Linked DNA regions of Homo sapiens: region 1 is linked to region 2. The links are chromatin contacts, found by Hi-C in ENCODE. All regions are on one chromosome and are shown on one strand. The core of a region is the stretch at or near the end of the contact, and the rest is flanking DNA. Distances in the headings are between cores, read along the strand shown.

Region 1 (5,928 bases), core at 2,763-5,262, 6.1 Mb before region 2:
ATAAAAGACTAAATATATTTTCAACATTTAGAATTATGGAAACAATAGTAAATGTCACCACTCAATTATCTCACCCAATATCGAAATCCCCTCTTAGTAATATTTGGCCACTTATCAATGAAACCTCATTAGTTTACAAAACAGCCTATGGCATTGCTGGGTATCAATAACTGGTGTTCACATAATTCCTGTATTCCTATATTGATTTTTATCTGTCCTGTTCATCCCCTAGATCTGCTACACAGATGGCATAAAATAATGCATGAATGAAATCTACCTTTTAGCGACTCTTTAACTTCTACCAGGGTCCTTAAACTAAGCCTTGAAAATACATTTCCCTTATCTATTGATTGTCTTTCAAACAGGTAAAAGCAATTTTTACATTCTCTTCTCTAGGGTAAACAAATCTAACCATTTTTCTCATCATGATTTTTCTTTTTTTTTAGTGTTTCAAGTCCTCCCTAAATATTAGGAATCAAAACAGATATGATGTGCATAGCACATGGGAGGGGGGTGGTAACTAACATGCAGTAACATGTCCATTGTGTGTCTGCTGCGTTGCAGCATGTCTGCAAGCTAGTTTTCTTATCCTCACAATTTATCACTGAGAAAATGGAGCCAGAGACACGAAACAACCTGACTAATTCACAGCTAGCAAGCAGCATCACAACTAGTCTTACTTTATACCAAGATACTGCCTTCCCTCAATCTAGACACTGCTTTTCTTCTGTTTAAGTGGAATGTTACATCCTAGAACCACTTTTGTCAAGCCAGGAAAACTCAGGTTTTGTAAATGTAATCACACCAAGTAAATTTATTTATTTTTTATTTTTTTTGAGACAATCTCACCTAGTAAATTTATATCTGGCCAGTTCTGGCCTATTATTATATTTCAGCCTTTAAGAAATCTTTGATTTCTGAGTGTCATCTAATTTGCTCATTATCACTACATGGTTTGAGTGCATTTATTAACTTGAGAATCACGCTGCTTATCTATTTAAAGTTGGTATTAAGAAAGTGTTAATCCGAGTAAGGGCAAGACCAGAGTCCTGTAGCATATCTCCAAAGACATCTCCCCAGGCTTACATCAACTCATTAATCAACATTTCGGGTTTGGTAATTTGCATGGATATAAATCCATCTAACCACACCTTATCCAATGCACATTTAACTCTTGTGTCTACACACAGTATTAGAATCTTGTTGGAAGACTATGTCCTAAATAAACTTAAATGAACTTATGTCCAACAATCCCCAATCACCACCAGTCTAGTAAACTGTAACAAAAGGAAATATGATTTGTGTCACCTGGCTTTTTCTTGAGACAGGGTCTTGCTTTGTCGCCCAGGCTGGAGCGCAGTCACCCGATCACGGCTCACTGCAGCCTTGATCTCTCAGACTCAAGTGATCCTCCTGCCTCAGTCTCCCAAGTAGCTACTACAGGCATGCACCTCCACATCTGGCTAATTTTTTGATTTTTTTTTTGTAGTGGTGAGGTCTCACTATGTTGCCCAGGATGGTCTTGAACTCCTGAGCTTGTGTGATCCTCCAGCTTTGGCCTCCCACAGTACTGGTATTATAAGCGTGAGCCACCACCTCTGGCCTCACCTGGCCTTTTCTCACTGAAGCTCTGCTGGCTTCAGGGAATCAGCTCTCCTTTCCCAAGTACTCATAAACTTGTTGGCTCTTCCAACAAGATTCTAAAACAGATTATTAATAGGTTCCTAGTAGCCAAGAGCCATCGAATGGTTCTATGTGAAAACAGACATTTACCAGATTCTAGTCTTCTATCATTAACTGTACTTTTAGGATTTTTCAAAATCTAAGAATAACGATTTTATAAAGTCATCTGCAAATACTCTGGTATACAATTTACCTGAGCTTAAAAATATGATCACTCTGTAATCTCCTCAATTACCTTGAATTTAATTCCTCTAGATTTTTTTGTCCTTATCCAATTTTAAAGAAAACAAGCAGAAAACACTGTCCTCCCTTTCAGACACTCAGCAGAGTCACTGCTTTCAAATATAATGTCCTGAAATGAACTAGCCCATTTTATAGGCCACAGCTATGACCAATTTTTCTTTATGACATTCAATTTTAGAAACAGCATTTAAAATTTAAGAACCTCATTAACAACTCGAATAGTTTTTATTGCTTGTTAGTGCAAACTACATTTTCAAAATGGAACAAATTTAAACAGGATTTGCCCAGAAATCAACTAATATGCTTGAATAATGCATCACAATATAATCGAAATGAGATAAAAGAGGGAAAAAAACCCTAAAAGACACCAGCGGTGGTCACTCTGAATAAGACAATCTTGGATAATTATTATATTCATAGTCAAGATTATTTAACAGGTAAGCATCCTAAGGGCACTTTAATCCAAATGTCTATCAATACTACTACCACTACCATCATCCATCCATTCTTTCATTCAGCAATACAGAGGGCTTATTAAACGTCAGGCAGTGTTCTAGGCGCTGAAAGCTCCTCGCTTTCATTCTAGCAACATCATTCATACAAACCTTTAGCGGGCACCTACAACTGCAAGGCATTGTGCTAGGTATCTGTAAACAGCGATTTAGATCGAGATACACAAACATCACCAAGTTTCTCTTAAAAACACAGAAGACCACCCTTAAGAAATGCTCTTAGAAATAGTTCCTAACCTCAGATGACTTAGCGAAAGCTCCGTTTAACTGGCAGTCTAAATTTAGGGAGCATTACCGAGCCTATCTTGGGCAGACAATCGTTTAGGAGCTGTCACATAACCTCTAGACTTACGCTCCAATTTTCTAAAGAACAATTTCTCTCATAACAAACCAAATCAACCACCAGGAGCGGGTCCGTAAAGACGATGTCTGGGCAAGAACGAAATCTAATCCCGGAAGTGCCTTTTCCTCATCTTAGCCGCACCCTCGTTACGTGGCTCTCCAAAACTCCAAAGTCGGAGTACCCTAGACATGGAACAACCTCCAAAAAGTTTCAGGCCTAGCCAAGGTTGGGACTAATACGCCGCGAAATAATCGGGGAGATATGAGAAGTCTGTGGCTGTGAGACTGTGCGCGGTTAACACCGCTGCCCCTTTTGCCCAACCCCTAGAAAGTTCCCCAACTCTGACTGCCCCCCAGTGCGAGGGCCGCTACCAGTTCTAGGGTGAGTCCGGCCTCCCTGCCCCGCCCCGGCGCCTCAGACCCTCTCTACACGCCCGCCCCACAACCCCGCGTCGCCCGCAAAGTTCAATGTGTACCGGAGGTTAGCGGAGGGAGGCAGAATCCGGAAAGAGAGACTCCGCCAGTGGATAGCGGCGGTTGGCCATAACCTACTCCGACCTCCAGATACGCGGGAGGTGGGCGGCGCTGCCCTCAGTCGGTGGGTCACTCACCCCTCGCTTCAGGCAAGCCCCTCAGCGACGTCTCTCCTTGCCGACTGCGGCCATCTTGTATATGGAATGTCGGGGACCTACGTCATCACGCTGCGTCCTGAGACGCCACCAAGCGACCGGAGGGGCGGAGAGAGTAGGATGCCTGTCAACCAATGGGAAGAAAGCAGAGCTCTCAAAAGAGGAACGAGCCGCCGCTCTCCTCCCCGCCCGCCCCGCGGGTCAGTGGCTGCTGCTTACAGAGGGAGGAGCCAGCCACAGGGCCCATCCCGTCGGTCCCGCCCCTCGGGGCGAAAAGGCATTCTGGAGCAACCGAACCTGCTAACGGAACTTGGGCGCGTAGGCGGGGCCCGGGTCGAGATTCGTCCAATCAAAGCTCTGGCGGGGGCGAACGCAGCCAGTTGCGACATCGTGGTTGGCGGCGGCTGAGCCGGCCGCTCTTGCCCCCGGGAGCTGCCAGCCCACTGGCTGGGGAGGACCCCGAACGGAACGCCGGCTGGGTGGCGGGGCGGGGCCGCGCCCATGCGTCCGAAGCGTGGGCCAATGAACGGCGGCGGCTGCGGCCCGGGGGCGGGGTCCGGGGCGGGAGGAGAAGCGTTGGGCCGCGGTCGCGGGGCCGTCTCAGGCTGCCGTCCCGCCCCTCCCGTCCGGCCGCCGCCGCCGCCACCGCCGCCACCGCCTGGGGGTTGGTTGAGGCGGACGGCGGGGTCCGGGCCGGAGTACGTCGTTCCCGCTGCGCTAGGGGAAGCGGGCAGGTGAGTGCTGGCGGCGGTCTCTGCGCCCGCGCGGCCCGCGGGGGAAACTCGCGCCGCGTCTCCGAGCTCTGCGAGGCCGTCCCTCGCCCTGGCCAGCGCCCCTCGGCCGAAGTCCGGCCCGCGCCCCCGCCAGGGTCCCCGCCGGCCGCTGTGGCCCCGGGGCTTGAAGGGGCAGGTGTGCGCTCGGGGGCCAGGGCGAGGAGGGCCCGGCGGGGTCGGAGGGCGCCGGTCGGCCTCTGCCCGGGCGCCCTGCGGGGCGAGAGGCGCGCGCTCGCCGCTGCCCTGTCCCCTCTGGCGCCCACGCTCCCGGGCCCCGCGCCACCCGGTCTCGAGGTGGTGCCAGGTGCAGGCAGCGCTCTCCCCGAGCTTGCCCCGCTGTCCCCGGCCCTCGCGCCTGCTCTCGGGTGGGGCCCGGGCCCCTCGCGCTAGTCGGCTCGGCTCTGCGCGCGGCCGGGTCGCGCTCCCATTTCCTTCCTTCCTCCCGTCACCCCGCTGCTCGGGGAAGGCTGTGCGGTTTTATGTTCCTCTCTGCGAGTTCTCGGTGCCCACCAGGGTGCCCGGGGACCAGCCCCCGCCTCCTCCCGCGCCGTCCAGTTAGGAAGACGGACGTAGGAAATAGGTCGTCTTTCTTCCCACGCGCCCCTGGCCGTGCTCCACACGCGCAGTGCCCTACTAGGGAGAGGCAATTCGGTGCTTTAGAGTTTGTCATTCCGGCGTTAACTCTTCCTCCTCGTGGCTCCAGCCCGGCGATGCAACTCTTGTCTTTTCCCGGTCTCCACTTGGGAAAAGGAGCTGACAGTGACGCGCGCCCCTGGCTGCGGGGCTCACCCCTGCCCGGCCGGTGTTGGGAGGAGGGCATTTCAGTGTTGCAAAGGCATTCGCGGGTTAGGACCACTCGGACCGTGTTATTTTGCTTTTCTAAATAAATAAGGTGATGTTTCAAAAGCAAAAATACTTTTAAAGTATGCTGACAAATCAATTTTGCTTTTAAGAATCCTCGAAGAGTTACCCCATCTTCGTAGCCTGATTGTGGTGCTGATGAGGCCACTATAAATGCGTTTGTCAGAACTCAGAACCGGACACTGAAAAGTGTGAATTTTATCTTATGTAAAATATACCTCTCCCTCTCCCGTTTTTCTTCTTGAAATGACCTTGCCAGTATTTCAAAACTGAACTAACCAGTAATAATCTCGGAGAAGTGTTTATTATTTTAAGCGAATACATTTAACCCAAGAATATAGCAAAATAAAGCAGTCTTCCTCTCCACTGTTAAAATTTGCCAAGACTTGCTTGAACCTTGCTGTATGTACTGTGTTTATACGGGCTACCATGCGTGAAAGTCCAGCAGTACTGGATTAGTCCCAAGGGCTGCCGTGATTGATACTTTGGTGAAATTCCAACAGTTTACCGAGGAGTTTTTCTTCGGCCTAAGAAAGTAGTTTGCAAAGCCAAGTTCTCAAACAGCTACAGAACCTCTTTATTGGGACCCCAGACAACCTTGGATTTTAGCCTTCTGCTACCCCTTTCCTGTCTGCCCTCCAAGTGATTGTAAGTTAATATCTGAAATGGAACTGTAGTCTGAAGGAGTAAAATGGTTGCTTCTCCAGTGTGCTAACATCTCAGTGCTTTTTTTTCCTGGAATTGGAGTGGTGTTGGATTTGAAGATTAGAACATCTTATGTCTGTATGTACGGTTATAGCGAAAGCTTCTCGTAAGAGCACAGTGACTGTCAGTAAGAAAGTGATGGCTGCTGCGCTGCTCTTCCGTGCCGTGGACATTTAGGCC
Region 2 (5,801 bases), core at 3,248-5,747:
TTACAACTCTGGGTTGGGGAATCCCCAGGTCTGGGCCCCAGAAGGTTCGCCACTCTTCACTCCTACAGTCTGGGAGTATGTCACCATCCACAGGTCAGCTAGCCAGTCAGGAAAGTGTTACAGCTCCTTTCACTCCTGCCACTCGAAGGTTCCCGAGTTCTTGTCCCATGTCAAGGAAGAATAAGTTACATGGACAACTGGAGGGGAAACAAACTTAAGAAGAGCTTTTTTGGGCAACCAAACAGCTCTCAGAGGAGCCAAGACCCAAAGTGCGTAGACTCTATGAGTCTGTGAGTTAGGCTGGGTCTGGGGGTTTTTATTGGCTCAGAATGAAGTGCATGCTGATTGGTCCATGGGCAGGAAGAAATGCATGCTAATTGGTCTGTGGGCGGGCCTGGAAAAAGCACTACTTTATTGGCTGAAAGGCATCAAGGAAGTTCTCACTCCAGGTCGTGGACTTCACTGGGAACTGGCAGCCTGGCCCCCAGGCTTTAGGCCATCTCTGGTTTGAAGGTGGGGTTTCACCAGGGACCCACCCCTTCCCACCTAGGAACCTGTCTGCCTCCCACCACCATCACAAGGGGATAGTGTGAAGCCATTCATGAGGGATCTGCCTTCATGATCCAAACACCTCCCACCAGGTCCCACTTCCAACACTGGCGATTACATTTCAACATGAGATTTGGAGGGGACAAACATCCAAACCATATCAGTACATTTTGATGCACTTAAGTTCATATTTTAAATACAGTTGAATCTATGAATCTTGTCTTCATGATTAATGTTTTCTGTGACTTGCTTGTCTTTTCTTCCCCAAGGCAATGAATATTTTCCAATATTATTTTCTAAAACCTTTATTAATTGTATTATTTGTTAATTTAATAATTATTAAGGCCATGTGCAGTGGCTCACGCCTGTAATCCTAGCACTTTGGGAGGCCAAGGTGGGCGGATCACGAGGTCAGGAGTTTGAGACCAGCCTGGCCAACATGGTGAAACCCTGTCTCTACTAAAAATACAAAAAATTAGTCAGGCATGGTGGCACGCACCTGTAATCCCAGCTACTCGGGAGGCTGAGGCAGGAGAATCACTTGAACCCAGGAGGCGGAGGTTGCACTGAGCTGAGATTGCGTCATTGCACTCCAGCCTGGGTGACAGAGCAAGACTCTGTCTCAAGAAAAAAAAAAATTGAAAATTGAATAATTATTAAGCACTTCTTAATTAAGCATCTACAAGGTACTTATCACTGTTCTGGGGTTTTCAATCCTCTTCACCTTTTAGACTTCAGGAAATTCAGAAAAATGCATGAAAACAGGATTGTTACATGCAGAGAAATAGGGGGAGATAAAATTTGTCTTTTCTCCTTAATTTCAAAAACCCAGCTTCCATCCTGTATTTCCAGGAAGATGAGTGTGGGAATGGGTTTCAGTGGATGGTTATGTGTGGTAAAAAAGGGGGGTACAAAGGAAGGAAAAGACTGGAGTGACAGACCATGGAATATACCATGAAATGTTGATTACTCTTATTTTCAACATAGATGACCAGGTGGATGGGATGCCATTCACTGATGGAGGGAGTGGAGAAAGGAACAAAACATAAATTCAGGACTTTTGGTTGAAAGCCACAGAAGTTCACTGTTTTTACCCATTTCCAACTAACTTAAGATAAAAAGAGGTGTTAGGGCAACTTAATGGCTTCTAAAAATGAAAAGACCAGGGATGGGTTGGTTTCAGGCCCAGGTAGGCCCAGGTATTCAAATGATGTCATGGTTTTCCTTTCTCTCACTTTGTTTCTTTGTTTATGGTCTTCCTCCTTTCCTACCGCACATGGCTTTCTCCTCATTGGCAAACAAAGCCAATTTACATGTCCTTTCGAGTCATAATCCCGGAGAAATAGAGTAAGAAGAAACATCTCCTCTGAGAGTGTGGCAAAAATTTCCAGAAAAGGTTCTGGTTGACCTATTTGTGTCATATGGCCATCCAGATCTATCTGATTCTAGAATGCATGCTGTTAACCACTACTTAGTACCATCTTAACACTAGCCTTAAAAAAATGTTTTTCACTCTGTCTTCTTATTTAGATTCTAAGCTCCTTAAGTACAAAGATCCATTTATTTTTTACCCCCAGCATGTAGTACCGTGCTTGGCACATGGTACTGGATACTTTAAATGTGTATCGGACTGAACTAAAATAAACATCTAAATTCTGATGAGTGTGTAAACTGAGCTAATTCAGGATCTCAAAAGTACAGTTAAATGGTATAATAAGGAAACAGTGAATGAATTAAAGGGTAGAAAAAAATCATGGATCACTTACAAATGGTTTCTAGATCCAAACAGTCTACTAGAAGTCTCCAGCTGTGCAGATAGACAAAAGGACAAGGTGCAACCAGCAGACCTTACTTGGCTTTTCAAAAAGTTTTAGATTTCCACATCAAAGGCTGTTAGAAAAAGTGTTATCCTGAAATTACTTAGAATTCTATTGTTGTTGATACCATTTTAATTTTGTTTTTTAAATTGTGGCTAGGAAATAGAAGCAAAGTCAAGTAATAAAGGTTAGTAATAAGTGTAAACAGTGGGGACTGATCTTATTTAACATTTCCATAAATTATAAAGAAGCAGTGTTTACACACCGCTTTTTAGTTTGCTAATCATAGCTCTTTCAGTTAATGCAATACAGTCATCCCCCATATACTATATACGTGGGATTGGTTCCAGGACCCACCACATATACCCCAATCCAAGCATACTCAAGTCTGCCTGTCCGTCCTGTGGAATGTGAGTATAAGAAAAGTCGGCCCTCTCAATACGGTGTTTAGAATCCCATGTACCAGGTTGCATTGATCGATCCGCACAGTTCAAACCCGTGTTGTTCAAGTGTTAACTGTATTTAGCAAATTAAGACAAAGGTAAAATGATGGAAAATAACAGTAAATGGCTTGAATTTAGATAAGGTTCACTTACGCCTTTGGGGAAGTATAAAAGTGTGGAACAAGAGGTGGACACTCAGAGGTAATCATTGGCTCCAATTAGATGGACCTATTTCTTTTATATTTTCTCACTTTTCCATGCATTTCTTGTCTATCGCCCTGAGGCTGTATGTTCAACTGAAGTGACCCTTACCAGCTAGAGGGGAATTTCAGGCAAGGGACTGCTACAATCTCTGCTACAATCTCCAAACCTTCAAGGATTGGGTAAGAGGGTGAAAAGGGTGAGATGGGTAAAGAAAATGAAGTAATACAAATTGGAAAGAGCTATCCTTTTCAAGGAAGTAAGGTGATGAAGAATGAGGGTGAGGAAAATACAAATCTGAAGGAAGTCCAGAGGAAAACAACAATGATATTGTCTCCAACTGAATATGAAAAGCATAAAATAATGGAGGGTCAAGAGATGGTTAAAAACACATCACAAAATTCCAAATTGCTCTTATCCTTTGAAGCTTAGAGGTGGTTTCAGAACAACAACAACAAAAAACTGTGTGACACAAAACTTGTTAAACAATGGGTAGAGATTGAAAATGCAAATACAATACTTTCAAATAAATTCCCAGAGTTGCTAATGTCTATCAGAGGAAAAGGAGGTGTAACGGTGCCTCCTCACTGGGTTCAGAATGCCTGGGTTCTGATCTTGGCTTGCCTACTTGTTAGTATTTCTGAGCCTGTCTCCTTGGTTGTAAAACAGCAATAAAAACACCTATCCTGACTACCACAAAGGGTGGCTTTGGCGTTCAAATGAAACCATGGATCTCTCTGGAAAACGACAGTGCCCCATAAATACAGTATTTTTGTTATTGCATCGCTGAAATTATTGCAAACCCCCAAACAAGGGGCATCTAGGGAAGAGCGACTTGGCTCTCCCACGTGGCGACTGTGTGTTTTCATCAATTTTGTCCTTTGTTTACAGGGGTATCTTGTTAAGGAAAACTTTTCAGTGTCTTAAAGATTATTTTTTAACCTACTACACAAGTAGCAAGGTGGTGCCTGTAAAAGTACCATGCAGACAAGTGCTTACGATAGACAAGTGCTCACTGCCAAGAAGCAGCCACCGGAATGCCAGGACTGTCAGCAATGACTTTCCGCGGAAGAGTTGTTCTCGAGAAAGATGCACTCATTGCATGCGACCACCCGAGGGACGCCGGCCGCCGAACGGAAACATGAATTCGTGGAAATGGCCATCTGGTGACGTAGTAGTGACACAGTTCTTATATTCTGATACATTTAATAATGTGTCACAATTCGCTGGACTAAGCAGGATGCTGCCACAAGAGGCAAACTCCCAGCGACCCGACGCCCGGCTCCCAGCCGACGAGCAAAAATAATGCGCGCGCACTCCGCTCCCATGGATCCAGCGAACGCACCGCCCCCCCACGCGGCCCGACTCGCGCGGCGACGTCGGGCCACGTGACCCTGAGCGGGACGACGGCAGGGGAGGGCGGGGGCTCCGGCCGGCTCCGCAGCGCCGCGCAGGCGCCCCAGGGCCACGCCGAACCGAGCCCCTCCTGCTCCGTCTAGGAGTCAAAATGGCGGCGAGGGGAACCTGGAGCAGTCCCGGAGCCTGAGCCACTGACAGGAGAGGAGAGGGCGGCGGCGGCGGCGGTGGGAGGAGGATGGCCGGGGGTGCTGGCGCCGGTGCGGACGGCGGTGCTGGTGGCGGCGGCGGCGGAGGCGACGGCAGCGGTCCCAGCGGCAGCAGCAGCGGCGGGAGGAGCCTCCGGGGTGAGTGTCCCTTGGTGTCTCTGAGGCTGTGGAGCCGAGGCTGTGTCCGGTGTGGCGCGGGGCGTCCGGGAGAGGAAGGGGCTGTTCTTAGGCGTGGGGGCGCCGGGGCTGGGGCCAAGCCGCCGCGGGAGGCGCTGGGGCGCCGGGCGGGGAGGGGCCAGTCGTCCGTCTGGGGCTGAGGCGCGGCGGCGCCGGACTGGCCGGTCTCTGTGCGCTCCGAGGGGCGGGCTGGAGCGCGCCGCCGTCCCTGGGGCAGGGGCGCGAGGTGTGGCGCTCGGGGCGGGGAGAGCGGCCCGAGGGAGTCGCGACGGCAGCCCGGCCGGCTTTGGGCTCCGGGCGCCGAGGGGCGGGACCCGTCGCTCCCAGGACGCTGAGAAACCGCTCCCGAGACGGGGGCGCGTGTTTACCCGGGTGCGGGGTTGCGACCGCCAGGGGTGGGCGTGAGAGTGGCCGGCGGGGTCTGGGAAGGGAGCAGGCCTGAGGACTGCTACTCCCAGGGGAAGTTAGATTGTCCGGGTAAGTTACTATTGCGGGATAAACCTGGAATTGAGCTTTGACAGGTTGGGAGGGAGACAATACCGAGTGTTTGATAAAGAAGAGGAGGCTGTGCTTGTTGGACTACTTGAATGGCAAAAAGTGTGCATATTTCAGTACCTTATTTGCACAGTGTTTGCTAGCTTTACCCCGAGGGTGAGAACTTTCTCACCGTTTTTCAAGAAACTCTGAGGAGTGTTGTTTCTCCTGTGAACTACAATTGCACGTCTTCACATACCAGCACAGATAATAAGTACTCTGGAGTAGGCCTAATTTACAGAAGCAGTCTTGGTTATCTACACCAGAGCACTGTTAACTCTGCGAAAACATCTTACTGTAATGAGAAAGTAGACATTTTTACAGAATTACTTAGCTTTTTCAACTAACAACCTTTTTGGGGGGGGGGAGACGGAGTCTCGCTCTGTCACCCAGGCTGGAGAACAGTGGTGCGATCTCGACTCACTGCAACCTCCGCCTCTCAGGTTCAAGCGATTCTCCTGTCTCAGCCTCCCAAGTAGCTGGGATTACAGGCGCCCGCTGCCACGCCCGGCTAG

What was found. Hi-C counts contacts between places; a loop is a spot of excess contacts on that map. Pooled maps may share reads with other maps.
Region 1: a loop to region 2 is called in a pooled map, with 15 times the contacts of the local background. The contact joins the promoter of SETD3 here to the promoter of BTBD7 in region 2. A Hi-C loop is called at or near these places in 4 of 50 pooled maps.

What each region holds. Positions count from the first base shown.
Region 1 is chr14:99,478,943-99,484,870 of GRCh38, reverse strand. It overlaps SETD3 (SET domain containing 3, actin N3(tau)-histidine methyltransferase), which reads left to right and starts at 4,012. Exons shown (of 13, transcript NM_032233.3): 1 at 4,012-4,143. It overlaps CCNK (cyclin K), which reads right to left and starts at 3,462. Exons shown (of 11, transcript NM_001099402.2): 1 at 3,392-3,462. RefSeq lists enhancers at 3,202-3,571, 4,380-4,881 and silencers at 3,762-4,221, 4,332-4,531.
Region 2 is chr14:93,331,732-93,337,532 of GRCh38, reverse strand. It overlaps BTBD7 (BTB domain containing 7), which reads left to right and starts at 4,497. Exons shown (of 11, transcript NM_001002860.4): 1 at 4,497-4,713. It also overlaps a transcript of UNC79 not described here.